Regions from separate parts of the Homo sapiens genome. Here region 1 is linked to region 2. Evidence: chromatin contacts called from ENCODE Hi-C or POLR2A ChIA-PET data. All regions are on one chromosome and are shown on one strand. The core of a region is the stretch at or near the end of the contact, and the rest is flanking DNA. Distances in the headings are between cores, read along the strand shown. Region 1 has its middle 6.6 kb from the start of CNR2. Region 2 overlaps LOC105376863 (a long non-coding RNA gene).

Region 1 (7,173 bases), core at 2,446-4,945, 100 kb before region 2:
CTGGCTGACCAACAAGTTGCTTCCTGTATCTGTTCTCAATTTCTCCATTCCTAAAATGAGGAAGTTGGAGATAACAGGTGCCCCTGAAACGCCTGAGTGCATGGAAGTCACCCACAGGGCCTGTTAAAACACAGATTGGGGCCGGGTGAGGAGGCTCATGCCCGTAATCCCAGCATTCTGGGAGGCTGAGGCGGGAGGAGGTCTTGCCTGAACTCAGGAGTTTGAGGTTATAGTGAGCTCTGATTATGCTACTGCACTCCAGGCTGGGTGACAGAGAGAGAACCTTGACTTGAAAAACAAAACCCCAAAACACAGATTGCTGGGCCCCACTCCCAGAGATTCTGATTCAGTATTCTGGGATGGGGCCCAAGAATCTGCATTTCTAACTAATTCCCAGGGGAAGCAGATGCTGTCGGTCCTTGGACTCCCTATGGGCAGCACTGGACAAGAGAATCAATAAGGAAGCTCCATGATCTCTCAGTCCCCTGGGCAGGGCTGATGGGGCCCACAGGGGAAGTCTGTTCTCTTTTTGCCCTGGGAGGGCCAGGAGCAATTGTAGGTGAGGGTTTAGGAGGCGGTTTTCTCAGCTCCTTGGGTAGAGCTGGCCTCAGCAGCCCTTGTACTGTGAGATGCCGCCATCTACAGGATGGATCTACCCCATGCTGGGGCCGAGTGCTGTCATATTGAGGGTCTGATCTGAGGAGGAACATTCCCGAGAGGTATACTTTTCCTGTCAGGCCACAGGGAAGCAGTCTTTGCACTGTCTGAACCAACTGACCCTAAGATGGTTCAAAGCCAGGCATGGTGGCTCATGTCCGTAATCCCAGGCCTGTGGGAGACCGAGGAGGAAGGAAGGATTGCTTGAGCCCAGGAGTTCGAGACCAGCCCAGGCAACATAGCGAGACCCTGTCTCTACAAAAAATAAAAAATTAGCTGGGCATGGTGATGTATGCCTGTACTCACAGCTACTCAGGAGGCTGAGGCAGGAGGGTCATGTGAGCCCAGGAGGTCAAGGCTGCAATGAGCCATGATCTGCACCACTGCACTCCAGCTTGGGCGATGGAGGAAAAGAAAAAAAAAAAAGATTATTCAGTTTTCAGTGTAAATGTTGGTCCCTGAATTAACTTGGGAAAATAAAACAAAATGTGTCTGCAATCATATGGGATAACATATTTTCACCAAAACTGTTGTTATGTTTTGCCTTTTAAACCCTGCTATACAGTATTCCTTTTAAAATTAATTAATTTTTTAGAATTGTCAAAAATTGTATACATTTAACATGTACAATGTGATGTTTTGTAATATACATATACATTGTAGAATGGCTAAATTGAACCAATTAGCATATGCATTACCTCATATACTTATTTTTGTGGTGAGAACACTTAAAATCTACTCTCCATCCGCCGGGCACGGTGGTTTATGCCTGTAATCCCAGCACTCTGGGAGGCCGAGGCGGGCGGATCACGAGGTCAGGAGATCGAGACCATCCTGGCTAACATGGTGAAACCCTGTCTCTACTAAAAAATACAAAAATTAGCCGGGCTTGGTGGTGGGCGCCTGTAGTCCCAGCTACTCGGGAGGCTGTGGCAGGAGAATGGCAGGAACCTGGGAGGCGGAGCTTGCGGTGAGCCAAGATTGTGCCACTGCACTCCAGCCTGGGCGACAGAGCGAGACTCTGTCTCAAAAATAAATAAATAAATAAAATAAAATCTACTTTCCATCATTTTCAAGAATATAATCCACCGGGCCAAGTGAGGTGGGGTGGCTCATGCCTGTAATCCCAACACTTTGGGAGGCCAAGGCTGGCAGATCACTTGAGGTCAGGAGTTCAAGACCAGCCCGGCCAACATAATGAAACCTGTCTCTACTAAAAGATAGAAAAATTAGTCAGGTGTGGTGGTGGGCGCCTGTAATCCCAGCTACTCAGGAGGCTGAGGCAGGAGAATCTCTTGAACCTGGGAAGCAGAGGTTGCAGTGAGCCGAGATTGTGCCACTGCACTCCAGCCTTGGTGACAGAGCAAGACTCTGTCTCAAAAAAAAAAAAAAGGAAATCCATCAGACCCAAATTTTGCCCATTTGTCAGGCCTTTTTTCCCCCAATTATGAAAGTAAACAGAAGCAGGCCGGGTGCGGTGGCTCACACCTGTAATCCCAGCACTTTGGGAGGCCGAGGCAGGCAGATCAGTTGAGGCCAGGAGTTCAAGACCAGCCTGGCCAACATGGTGAAACCCTGTCTCTAATAAAAGTACAAAAATTAGCCAGGCATGGTGGCGGGCACCTATAATCCCAGGTACTCAAGAGGCTGAGGCAGGAGAATTGCTTGAACCCGTGGGGCAGAGGTTGCGGTGAGCCGAGATCGTGCCACTTCGCTCCAGCCTGGGCAATAGAGCGAAACTCCGTCTTGGAAAAAAAGAAAAAAAGAAAGAAAAGAAAAGAAAGAAAGTAAACAGAAGCAACCAACAATGTGCCACGTCAAAAAGGAAGCAAAGTAAGCCTTCTAACATGTGACCATTTTGTAAATTAGAAAACGTCTATATATACAAGAGTATAACATATTTCACAAGGACACATTTAAAGTTAAGGATACTTATCCACCCAGAGGTACCCCAGAGGAGAGTTACTTTTGGTGCTGCGGGAAATGGGAGGAAACGGGATAAAAGAAATTCAGTCCAGCCAGGTGCCGTGGCTCACGCCTGTAATCCCAGACTTTGGGAGGCTGAGGCGGGCAGTTCACAAGGCCAAGAAATTGAGACCATCCTGGTCAACATGGTGAAACCTTGTCTCTACTAAAAATACAAAAATTAGCCAGGCGTGGTGGCACGCACCTGTAGTCTCAGCTACTTAGGAGGTTGAGGCAGGAGAATTGCTTGAACCCAGGAGGCAGAGGCTGCAGTGAACTGAGATCGCGTCACTGCACTCCAGCCTGGCGACAGAGCAAGACTCCGTCAAAATAAATAAATAAGTAAATAAAAATTCAATCCCTTGATGAACCAATTCCACAAGAGAGACCTTGGACAGAATCCATGACAGTGCGTCATAGACGGCAGGGGGCTGCTTAAGGCAATAAACCCACCAAAGGTCTCCCTGAAAAACCCAACATTCTTATTTTGGACATTTTGGAAAACTTCTTTCTATTTTTTTTTTCTCCCCCTAACCTAAATGCCCATCAATGGTATGGAAAACTTATTTATTTATTTATTTATTTATTTATTTTTTAAGACGGAGTCTCGCTCTGTCGCCCAGGCTGGAGTGCAGTGGCGCGATCTCTCACTGCAAGCTCCACCTCCCGGGTTCACGCCATTCTCCTGCCTCAGTCTCCCGAGTAGCTGGGACTACAGGCGCCCGCCACCACACCCGGCTAATTTTTTGTATTTTTAGTAGAGACGAGGTTTCACCGTGTTAGCCAGGATGGTCTCGATCTCCTGGCCTCGTGATCCGCCCACCTCGGCCTCCCAAAGTGCTGGGATTACAGGCGTGAGCCACCGCGCCCGGCTGGAAAACTTTTTAAAAATAGAAGGAAGAAAACAAAAATGCTTCTTGATCTCACCACAGGGAGGTAGATGCTGTTAACGTTTAGATGTGTTTCTTTCTGGGCTGCCACAATTCCAGGCCAGAGGTATTGAGGAACCCAGGCTGGGCCATGGGGGCAGAGGAGAGAACACAGTGGAAGAGATGAATTAGAGGGTTGATTAATAGAACCAGAGTTTGGAGCCAAACTTGGGGCTTCCAGTGTCTGAAAAAATGCCAGCGCCCAGCACGTGACTATTTCTTTAGAGCTGCCCTTTGCCTTCCTGCGCAGCCCCAGCCCAGCCCCTGCCCAGCCCCAGCAGTAAACAGTCAATTCTATAAATAGCCATGTGGGCAGATGCCAAGGCAGATCTGAGCCTACCAGGCTGCGGGACCTGAGAGCATTTAGTGATTGTCTCGACTCTCACCATAGGGCTCAGCCAGCAGTACAAGCACAGGCTGATAACGTTCCCCTCTCCAAAAGAGGACTGTGGCAGGCAGCTTTGGTAGCAGAAGATTATATTTGGATTTTCCAGCTTCCATGAGAAGCAACATAGCACAAGGATTGAGAGTCTGGGCTCTGAACCAGAGGGACCTGGGCCTCTGTTCCCAGTTTGCCACTGAATAGCTGTGTGACTTAATTTTCTTGAATTTCAGTTTTTCCATCTAGTAATACCACCTAGCAATTACATGCAAAAAAAAAAAAAAAAGAAAAGAAAAAGAAAAAATGGAAAACACCATATAAATATCAGGGGTTGGTATAAACAAGGTAATAAGATAAATATAGATGCTGTCACTGACAAACACTCTTTTTGAGCAAACTTTAGTTAGGTTCCTCTGTCTTTTCAATTAGAACTTGAACTTGGCTCTGTCCTGTCTTTGGTTGGCCCAGCCCAGTCCTAGCAAAAAATCCTGCTAAGTCATCCCCCTACCCTGGATATCTGATAAAGTTCTTCATCGCCCACCTTTGATGTGTATGTCCTGGGCCTGCCTTTAGCAAGAATCTTGTTAGGTCTGTTTAACAAGAATCTCCATATTCTTGACGTCTCCTCTTAGTAATGTTAAAATTTATAGGAGGACATTGATTTGAACTGAACTTCCTGCACGAGGCCCAATAGAGCAGACCGAAATGGAGTTCCTCGTGCCGAAGCCCATGCTACCAAGCCAAAACTAAGTTGTTTATCTGACCTTCTGAGAAACCAGGAGAGAGCCAGATAAACACCAAACCTCCAAACAAGCCAATTTTGGCAGGCATGATAACAAAGTGCTCTCTGCTTTTTAAAAACTTTTTTTTGAAACGAAGCCTTGCTCTGTTACTCAGCTGGAGTGCAGTGGCATGATCTCAGTTCACTGCAACCTCCACCTTTTGCAAGCGATTCTCCTGCCTCAGCCTCTTGAGTAGCTGGGACTGTAGGCATGCACCACCGTGTCTGGCTAATTTTTTTTTTTTTTTTTTGTATTTTTAGTAGAGACAGCGTTTCACCATGTTGGCCAGGCTGGTCTCGAACTCCTGACCTCAAGCAATAGGCCTGCCTCAGCCTCCCAAAGTGCTGGGATAACAGGCATGAGTCACTGCGCCTGGCCTGCTTTTTAGAAACTTTAAGGCCGGGTGTGGTGGCTCACGCTTATAATCCCAGCACTTTGGGAGGCCGAGGAGGGCAGATCACGGGTCAGGAGATTGAGACCAGCCTGGCAACATGGTGAAACCCCGTCTCTACTAAAAGTACAAAAATTAGCTGGGTGTGTTGGCGTGTGCCTGTAATCCCAGCTACTCGGGAGGCTGAGGCAGGAGAATCGCTTGAACCTGGGAGGCAGAGGTTGTAGTGAGCTGAGATCGCGCCACTGCACTCTAGCCTGGTGGTAGAGCAAGACTCTGTCAAAAAAAAAAAAAAAAAAAAAAAACCTTTAAATTTTTATTTTTTATTTTTTATAGAGATGAGGTCTTACCATGTTGGCCAGGCTGGTCTCGAACTCCTGGCCTCAAGCGATCCTCCCATCCCAGTCTCCCAATGCACTAGGATGACAGATATGAGCCACCACACCTGGCCCATGTTCCCTCTGCTTTAACCTTTACTAGGAAATGAATCCCCCTTTTGTTCTCTGTTTCTGCTTTCCCCACCCCTTTTCTGTCTATAAAACTAAAACCTTCTGCTTGGCTCATGGGAACACTTATTACATTTTACAGAATGAGGTGTTGCTCTATTCTAGAATCACAAATAAATGCCAATTAAGATCTTTAAACTAAATTTGTTGTAATTTTATTTATTTATTTATTTTGAGATGGAGTGTTTCAGTTGCCCAGGCTGGAGTGCAGTGGCACAATCTCGGCTCACTGCAACCTCCGCCTCCTGGACTCAGGCGATTCTCCTGCTTCAGCCCCACAAGTAGCTGGGATTACAGGCATGCGCCACCACTCCCAGCTAATTTTGTATTTTTAGTAGAGACGGGTTTTACCGTGTTGGCCAGCCTGGTCTCAAACTCCTGACCTCAGGTGATCTGCTCGCCTCGGCCTCCCAAAATGCTGGGATTACACACCAGGCGTGAGCCACCACACTTGGCCAATTTGTTGTAATTTAGTCTTTTGATAGTAAATTTCCACCCACAGACCCCCCCAGTCACTGAGCTCCTTGGCTATAAATTCCCACTTATCTGTGTTGTATTTGGAGTTGCGTCTGATTCCCCGCAATCCGTTGCAACACCCCTACTGCAATAGTCTTAAAGTTATCTTCACCATTTTAACAAGTGTCGGGATAATTTTCCTTTCACATCTCCAATCTGAACAAAAAATATAAAAGTTAACCCAGGAGAAAACCCATGTCAGGCAGTAAAATCCCACACACCCATCATAAATTCCATACTATCCCGGTACCTGGCACAAGTGTCCAACCCATGATTGGACAAATACTCAGAGAGTATTTGTTGAATGAATAATTGCTGAGTGTCCCTGGCATGGCAAAAATAATGGAAGCCATAGAGTCTGGGAGGTGGGTCTGATCTGTTCCTTTACCTCTGGAAGGTGGGATGGTGTGGGGAGACAGGACACTGGGAGTCAGAAACCCCAGTGTCCAATCCCAGCCCCATTCTAACTCTCTATAAGCCTCAGCCCCGTCATCTGTGAAATGAACAGGCTGGGTTTGGTAAGAAGTTAAAACTTTTTTTTTTCTTACTGCAATCCATGAAAGATTCATTTTATATCATGACTCAATACACATATAAGGCCGGGAGCAGTGGCTCACACCTGTAATCCCAGCACTTGGGGAGGCCGAGGTGGGAGGATCACCAGAAGTCAGGATTTCAAGACCAGCCTAGCCAACATGGAGAAACCCTGTCTCTACTAAAAATACAAAAATTAGCCGGGTGTGGTGGTGCATGCCTGTAGTGCCAGCTACTCGGAAGGCTGAGGCAGGAGAATTGCTTGAAACTGGGAGGTGGAGGTTGCTATGAGCTGAGATCACACCACTGCACTCCAGCCTGGATGACAGAGCAAGACTCCATCTCAAAAACAAACAAACAAACAACAACATAAAAACAAAAAACAAAAACAGAAACACATATAATACATACTATATGTAAAATTGCAACTTCAGTTTCGTGAAACCAATAATTCTTACTATACGGGATACACTCTGATATTTTCCTTTTTATTTTATTCAGTTCTAATTAA
Region 2 (6,799 bases), core at 1,256-3,755:
GCCAGGGTATGTTTTTGCTCCTTGTGGTCTTACGTCCAACAGGCTAGTGTCCTGGGCTTCTTTCTGAGAAAGTGAGGCTGAGGGCCTCTTCAGGGGCAGATCCTGAAGCAGTTCTAGGGGTCTTCTCTAAAGAAAATAAAAGCCATTAATATGAAATTAGGTCCAGAGCCTTGGAAGAGGCCGGTGCAAGTAAAGGGCCCAAAGCTTGAGCTGCAGGAGCCTCCCAGAACATCCGCCTTTGGTCTTCTCTGCTCTTGGATCCTCAGTGAGACTTGATGGGGTCTGACATCATTCTTACCCTTGAGAATGGGCCAGGGAACTAGCATGACATGGAACAGGGCCTCTTCTCAGTGACACACCTAAGAACCCTCTCCCTCCTCCCCAACTTGCCCCTCTCCTCTCAATCTTGAAGCTGCTATTGCTGTACTTCATCACGCTGAATTTATTGAGACACAAACTTTTATCAGGCTTTAGATTTTATTTTATTTTATTTTTTTTGAGATGGATCCTCACTCTGTCACCCAGGCTGGAGTCCATCTTGGCTTACTGCAACCTCCACCTCCCGGGTTCAAGCAATTCTCCCACCTCAGCCTCCCGAGTAGCTGGAATTTCAGGCGAGTGACACCACATCTGGTTAATTTTTGTATTTTTAGTAGAGATGGGGTTTCACAATGTTGGCCAGGATGGTCTGGAATTCCTGACCTCAGGTGATCCGCTCGCCTCGGCCTCCCAAAGTGCTGGGATTACAGGCATGAGCCACTGGACCCCGCCAGATTTTATTTTATTTTATGAGTCAGGATCTCAATGTGTCGCCGTTGGAGTGCAGTGGCGCGATCATGGCTCATGCAGCCTCAAACTCTCCATCTCAAGTGATCCTCCAACTTCAGCCTCCTAAATAGCTAGGACTGTAGGTACTCCACAAATGCCTGGTGAATTTTTGTTTACTTTTTGTAGAAACAGAGTCTCACTATATTGCCCGGGCTGGTCTCAAAACTCCTGGATTTAAGTGATCCTCTCCTTGGCTTCCCAAAGCTCTGGGATTACAGATGTGAGCCACTGCCCCTGGCCTAGGCTTTAGATTTAAAAATTCAACTCCTGCCCCTATTTCCCCCCACAAATATGCTCTCTGGCATAAATTTCAAAGGTCTATTTGAAACTCAAAAGCTAAGAATGGACTCTTTGTTCTGCTGTATCCCCCATCACTTCCTGAGGGAATGAGCTTCAAATGTCCTACCTGCTTCCCAAATGGGCGGAAAGATTCAGGAACAAAGCCCACATTAGATAACAGTATAAAATAGCTTCCGGCTGCATGGTTAGAACTGTTTATTTACACAGGTTTAGGAGCACCAGGTGAAAAATGTGAGCTTTGCCCTCACTTGGGGTTCAAATTTACCTGGGCATGTTTGGTGGGGGATGGAACCACACCGTAGGTGCAATTGTGTTCCAGAGAGAGAGGCGACAATGGAGAAGAAGGAATACACCATGCTAGGCTCAGACGTGGGGCCTTGGGTGGGATGTAGGCAGTGGCTCTTTGCACGGGGTGTGGCTATAACTGGGACCTCCAGGTGGTGGCTCATGGTTGCACTGGGGAAGTAAACTAATCTAGGCATAAAAGTTGATGAAGCTGTAGCACCAGGAGTCCAAGCTGTGAAGGAAGTTGAGTCCTTCCTCCGCCAGCAGCAGACTGTGAGCTGCAGAGTCAAATATGTAAGTAGCAATTATTGGTGAGGCTGTTGGCAGCTCATGGACAAGAACAGAGGTTGTTGGCAGGCAGGCAAATAGCAAGGGCAAGGTCAGTGGCCCTGGTTGGGTTCTGGGTCTGGTGTGATGGTAGTGAGAACTGCAAGAACTCTTTTCACCTAATGACTCCAAACTCCTGTGCTAAGAGATTTGACCAGCCCTAGCATGGCTTCTAGCAGCCTAAGGTGGCATCTCTGGGACCATCCAGCCCCCTTTTAAGTTCCTGTCTGTAAAATCTCCGGGCTGTCAAAAGAATTAACTGTTTGTTGCAGCCAGCACCTAACATAGACCCCTGACCTCCCTTTTGCAAAGCATTCATGCAAAGGGCTTCCTATTGAGACTCCTTCCTCTGCCCCTTTGAGATGTGTGTCTATCTCCTACAACTTACCTTTCTCAAAGACCTGAAAGCCATTCCTTTGAAATGTGATTATCAGGAGGGCCTCTGTCTCCCAGTCTCTGTGGGAGGACAGAATCCCGACCTTGTTGATCACCAGCTAGCAGACACAGCTGGCCGACTGCATTTTCACTTGATCATTTTTCCCTTTAGTCCCTGCTTGCCTCCACCCACTCCCACTCCCACTCCCACTCCCATTCTCCCTTTAAAATGCTGTCACCTCTGGGTAAACCAGAAGAGAGCTCAGCTCCTTTCCCTACTGCCCCTCATTACTGCATATAATCTGTTTTCACTGCTTTAACTAGTGTCTGGCTTGTTTTTCTTTGACAGTTGCTCAGGGGTTAGAAATGGCCCTCCTGGGCAACTCAAAGCTGCAGCATGCATGAGGGGTGAATCAGAGGAGAACTGGTATCCAATCAGGTGATGGTGACAGGGTGGAGCGGTGACCTATGAGCAGGAGTGGTCTGGCCAGCATTGAGGATATATTAGGGACCACAACTGGGGCACATGGTGGTTTTTGTCCAAGAGAGACAGCCAAGTGTACAGCCTGAAGCAAATTGATGTGGGCAGAGAGCATGGGAGTCACCTCCCCGAGTAGTCCTGCAGACATACAAGGGGGGCAGGAGACCCAGAAAGGAGGCATCCTGCTCATTTGGCATCCTGCTCTTTTTTTTTTCTTTTTTTGAGATAGAGTTTCACCTTGTAGCCCAGGCTGGAGTGCAATGGTGTGATCTCAGCTCACTGCAACCTCAGCCTCCTGGGTTCAAGTGATTCTCCTGCCTCAGCCTCCCAAGTAGCTGGGCTCATAGACATGCGCCACCACACCTGCTTAATTTTGTGTTTTTAGTAGTGATGGGGTTTCACCATGTTGGTCAGGCTGGTCTTGAATTCCTGACCTCAGGTGATCTGCCCGCCTCGGCCTCCCAAAGTGCTGGGATTACAGGCATGAGCCACCACGCCTGGCCTCATCCTGCCCTTTTACATGTCAGCTGTTGAGTCCACAGTCTTTCTGTCAATCAGAACTTATTTGTGTACATAAACCACAGATAAAACTCTCTGTGTACTATCGTGGCAATGCTTGGAGATCCCTGTTCACCCAAGAATCTCTTTATTGGGACCATTTATCACAGTCATTATCATTGACCACGTGAATGAGATAATTATTTTGTCTTCTTCCTGCAGGATGGAAAGTTTCCTTTTGAGAGGAGAAAAAAATGGTGAAAAGAAAATTCTAGCAAATAAAAAATGATTTGCAAGGCTTCTCCTGTACTTGCTAAGTAAGTAAGGGGGCTCTTTGGATGACCTCAGACTTTTGGGAAATTGAGAAAGCATATTCCACAGCAGCAGTCCCATGTGGGGGTAGGAGTGGGGTGGCAGAGGGGCAGGGAAGAGAGCTAGAAATGGGGCACGAGGCTGAGGACCCAGGACAGAAAAACTCTGCACCTGCCCCTTTAGTGACCAAGAGTGAATTTCAAACCTAGATTTTGAGTGACAGTAAATTTATATAAATATTTTGAGGCCGGGCACGGAGGCTCACGCCTGTAATCCCAGCACTTTGGGAGGCCGAGGTGGGTGGATCATGAGGTCAGGAGATGGAGACCATCCTGGCTAACACGGTGAAACCCCGTCTCTACTAAAAAATAGAAAAAATTAGCTGGGTGTGTTGGTGGGCACCTGTAGTCCCAGCTACTTGGGAGGCTGAGGCAGGAGAATGGTGTGAACCTGGGAGGCAGAGCTTGCAGTGAGCCAAGATCATGCCACTGCACTCCAGCCTGGGCGACAGAGCGAGACTCTGTCTCAAAAAAAAAAATTTGAAACAAGGTCTTTGCTTTGTTGCCCAGGCTGAAGTGCAGTGGCATGATCACAACTCACTGTAGCTTTGACCTCCTGCGCTCATGCAATACACCTACTTCAGCCTCCCAAGTAGCTGGGACTGCAGGCTCCCCCCACCATACTCGCTTAATTAAAAAAAAAAATTTTGTTGAGATAGGGTCTTGCTATGTTGCCCAGGCTGGTCTGAAACTTGTAGACTCAAGTGACCCTCCTACCTCGGCCTCCCAAAGTGCTGAGATTATAGGCGTCAGCCACTGTGTCTGGACAACAGTCAATTTTTATATGTGGACTTAAAGTTTGCTATATTATTTGAAGTCAATTATGTTTCCTTCTATAACTTTGGGTTGAGGTCAAGCATTGTTGCTCCAGATTTTTTTCCAGATAAGTGGAGTGGGGTACATGCTAAAAGAATTGGGGTTCCCCAGAAGCAAATGGTACTTACCTGACACAAAGGCTTTAGCTAGATCTGTTTAGCCACCTCCAACCTTTCTTTGAAAGTAAACTTTTTTATTTTTAGATTTCTTCTTTTTACAGACACCAGTGTTACTTGCCATTTTTTAAAAAGTTAAATTTTTTTTTTTTTTTTTTAGCACAGATGAGGTCTTACTACATTGCCCAGGCTAGTCTTGAACTAATAGGCTCAAGTGATCCACCTGCCTTGGCCTCCCATATTTTTAGATTTTAAAATACTTTTAGGATTTAGGCTGGGCGTGGTAGCTCACACCTATAATTCCAGCACTTTGGGAGGCCGAGGAGGGCAGATCACCTGACGTCAGGAGTTCAAGACCAGCCTGGCCAACGTGGTGAAACCCCGTCTCTACTAAAAATATAAAAATTAGCCGGTCATGGTGGTGGGCACCTGTAATCCCAGCTACTTGGGAGGCTGAGGCAGGAGAATCACTTGAACCCGGGAGGCGGAGGTTGCAGTGAGCCGAGATCACGCCACTGTACTCCAGCCTGGGCACTAGAGTGAGACCCTGTTTAAAAAAAAAAAAAAAAAGATTGAGTGAAAGAAGCAAGATACAAGAGAGCAATACTGAGTGATTCCTTTCATATGAAGTGTGAGAACAGGTAGAAACTAATTTGTGGTTGTGAAAATTAGAACAATGGTTGCCTCTGAAGGGGATTGACTGGTGTGTGGCATGGAGGAAACGTTTGGGTTGATTAAAATGGCCTAAATCTTGTTGAGGATATTGGTTTCACTGTTGCATATGTTTGTCAAAACTCATCAAACTGTACACTCAAGTCCTGTGCATTTTTCTGTATGTAAATTATACTTCAACCTTAATTTTAAAAGAAGCAGTGAGCCCCCAAATTTTAGATGATGAACTGGTTTGGATTGCTACCTCCTTTCCTGAAAGTCAACCGGGGAGAAACTGTGGAAGCCAGAGGGAAGCAGATTCCAGAACCAACAGAAAATCAAAATGAGGCCATCCTTCTTCTGTTTGCCTCTACTTCCTCTCTGATTGAAGCTGTCTTTTCTTTCTTCCTTTTTCTTTTTAGAGACAGAATCTTACTCTGTTGCTCAGGCTACAGTGCAGTGGCACAGACACGGTTCACGGCAGCCTCAACCTCCTGGGCTTCAGCAATCCTTTTTGCCTCAACCTCCTGAGTAGCTGGGATTACAGGTGTGCACCACCATGCCTGGCTATTTTTTTTTTTTTTTTTTTTGGAGACAGAGTCTCGCTGTCACCCAGGATGGAGTGAAGTGGCGCGATCTAGGCTCACTTCCATCTCCCGGGTTCAAGCGATTCTCACACCTCAGCCTCCTGAGTAGCTGGGACTACAGGCTTGTGCCACCATGTCTGGCTACATTTTTGTATTTTTAGTAGAGACAGGGTTTCACCATATTGTCCAGGCTGGTCTTGAACTCCTGAGCTCTGGCAATCTGCCCACCTCGGCCTCCCAAAGTGCTAGGATTACAGGCGTGAGCCACCGCGCTATTAAAAAAAAAACCATTTTTAAAATTTTTTTATTTGTAAAGACAAGATCTCTCTATGTTGCCCAGGCTAGTCTCGAACTCCTGGGCTCAAGTGATCCTCCCGCCTTGACCTCCCAAAGTGCTGGGACTATATAGGTGTGAGTCAATTCACTCAGCCAGATTGAGGCTGTCTTAAACCTGTGTCTGGGAGGTAGGTAGTTGTGCCTGGGGTAGAGGGCTGTGGTGGGGATGGTGGACGGTCTGGAAGAAAGTGTTTCTGTTTTTTTGTTTTTGTTTTTGTTTTTGTTTTGAGATGGAGTCTTGTTCTGTTGCCCAGGCTGGAGTGCAGTGGAGTGATCTCGGCTCACTGCAACCTTCGCATCCCAGGTTCAAGCTATTCTCTTGCCTCAGCCTGCTGAGTAGCTGAGATTACAGGCGCCCGCCACTATGCCTGGCTAATTTTTTTCTGTTTTTAGTAGAGATGGGGTTTCACCATGTTGGCCAGGCTGGTCTCGAACACCTGACCTTGTGATTCGCCTGCCTCAGCCTCCCAAAGTGCTGGGATTACAGGCGTGAGCCACCGCGCCCAGCTAGTTTTTAAAAATGTATTGACATATTTAGATTTTTTGGATATATTTGGAAAACTGCCTGTTTGACCAGGACCTGTTTGGTTTGGTTTGGTTCTGCCTTGCCTTTTGCTGGAGTTCTTTTAGGACAAACCTTCACTTTCTTCAGGATTAAGTATTTGTGGGGTGACTGACACTGGCAATACAAAAGCTCTGCAAGGGTGAAGCAAGCAGGAACATCTGTCACTCTTCCTTCTTCTCCAACCCCCAGGCTGTGGGATCAATGTAGCAAGACTACTTGATCTCAGGGTCTCTTCTTTCTAAGAGGTTGAGGTGGAACCTTAG

What was found. Hi-C counts contacts between places; a loop is a spot of excess contacts on that map. ChIA-PET counts read pairs that join two places held with the same protein, here RNA polymerase II (POLR2A). Pooled maps may share reads with other maps.
Region 1: a map of cardiac septum shows a loop between it and region 2 (6-fold over the local background). The contact joins two enhancer-like sites. A Hi-C loop is called at or near these places in 3 of 168 maps with a recorded cell type or tissue (aorta, cardiac septum and mammary epithelial cell), 1 of 37 single-sample maps with no recorded cell type and 11 of 50 pooled maps. POLR2A ChIA-PET finds 5 or more read pairs at or near these places in 5 of 52 experiments (AG04450, H1, MCF 10A and 2 more).

The regions. Positions count from the first base shown.
Region 1 is chr1:23,916,353-23,923,525 of GRCh38, forward strand. No RefSeq gene overlaps it. Among named protein-coding and RNA genes, the nearest start is that of CNR2, 6.6 kb to the left of the region's middle. RefSeq lists an enhancer at 689-738. Within about 2 kb of position 3,696, at least 19 of the 41 ENCODE cell types and tissues checked have a DNase peak (open chromatin) inside an H3K27ac peak, as active enhancers do.
Region 2 is chr1:24,020,351-24,027,149 of GRCh38, forward strand. LOC105376863 (a long non-coding RNA gene) reads left to right here. Exons shown (of 3, transcript XR_947072.3): 2 at 3,317-3,411. Among named protein-coding and RNA genes, the nearest start is that of MYOM3-AS1, 43 kb to the right of the region's middle. Within about 2 kb of position 2,506, at least 15 of the 41 ENCODE cell types and tissues checked have a DNase peak (open chromatin) inside an H3K27ac peak, as active enhancers do.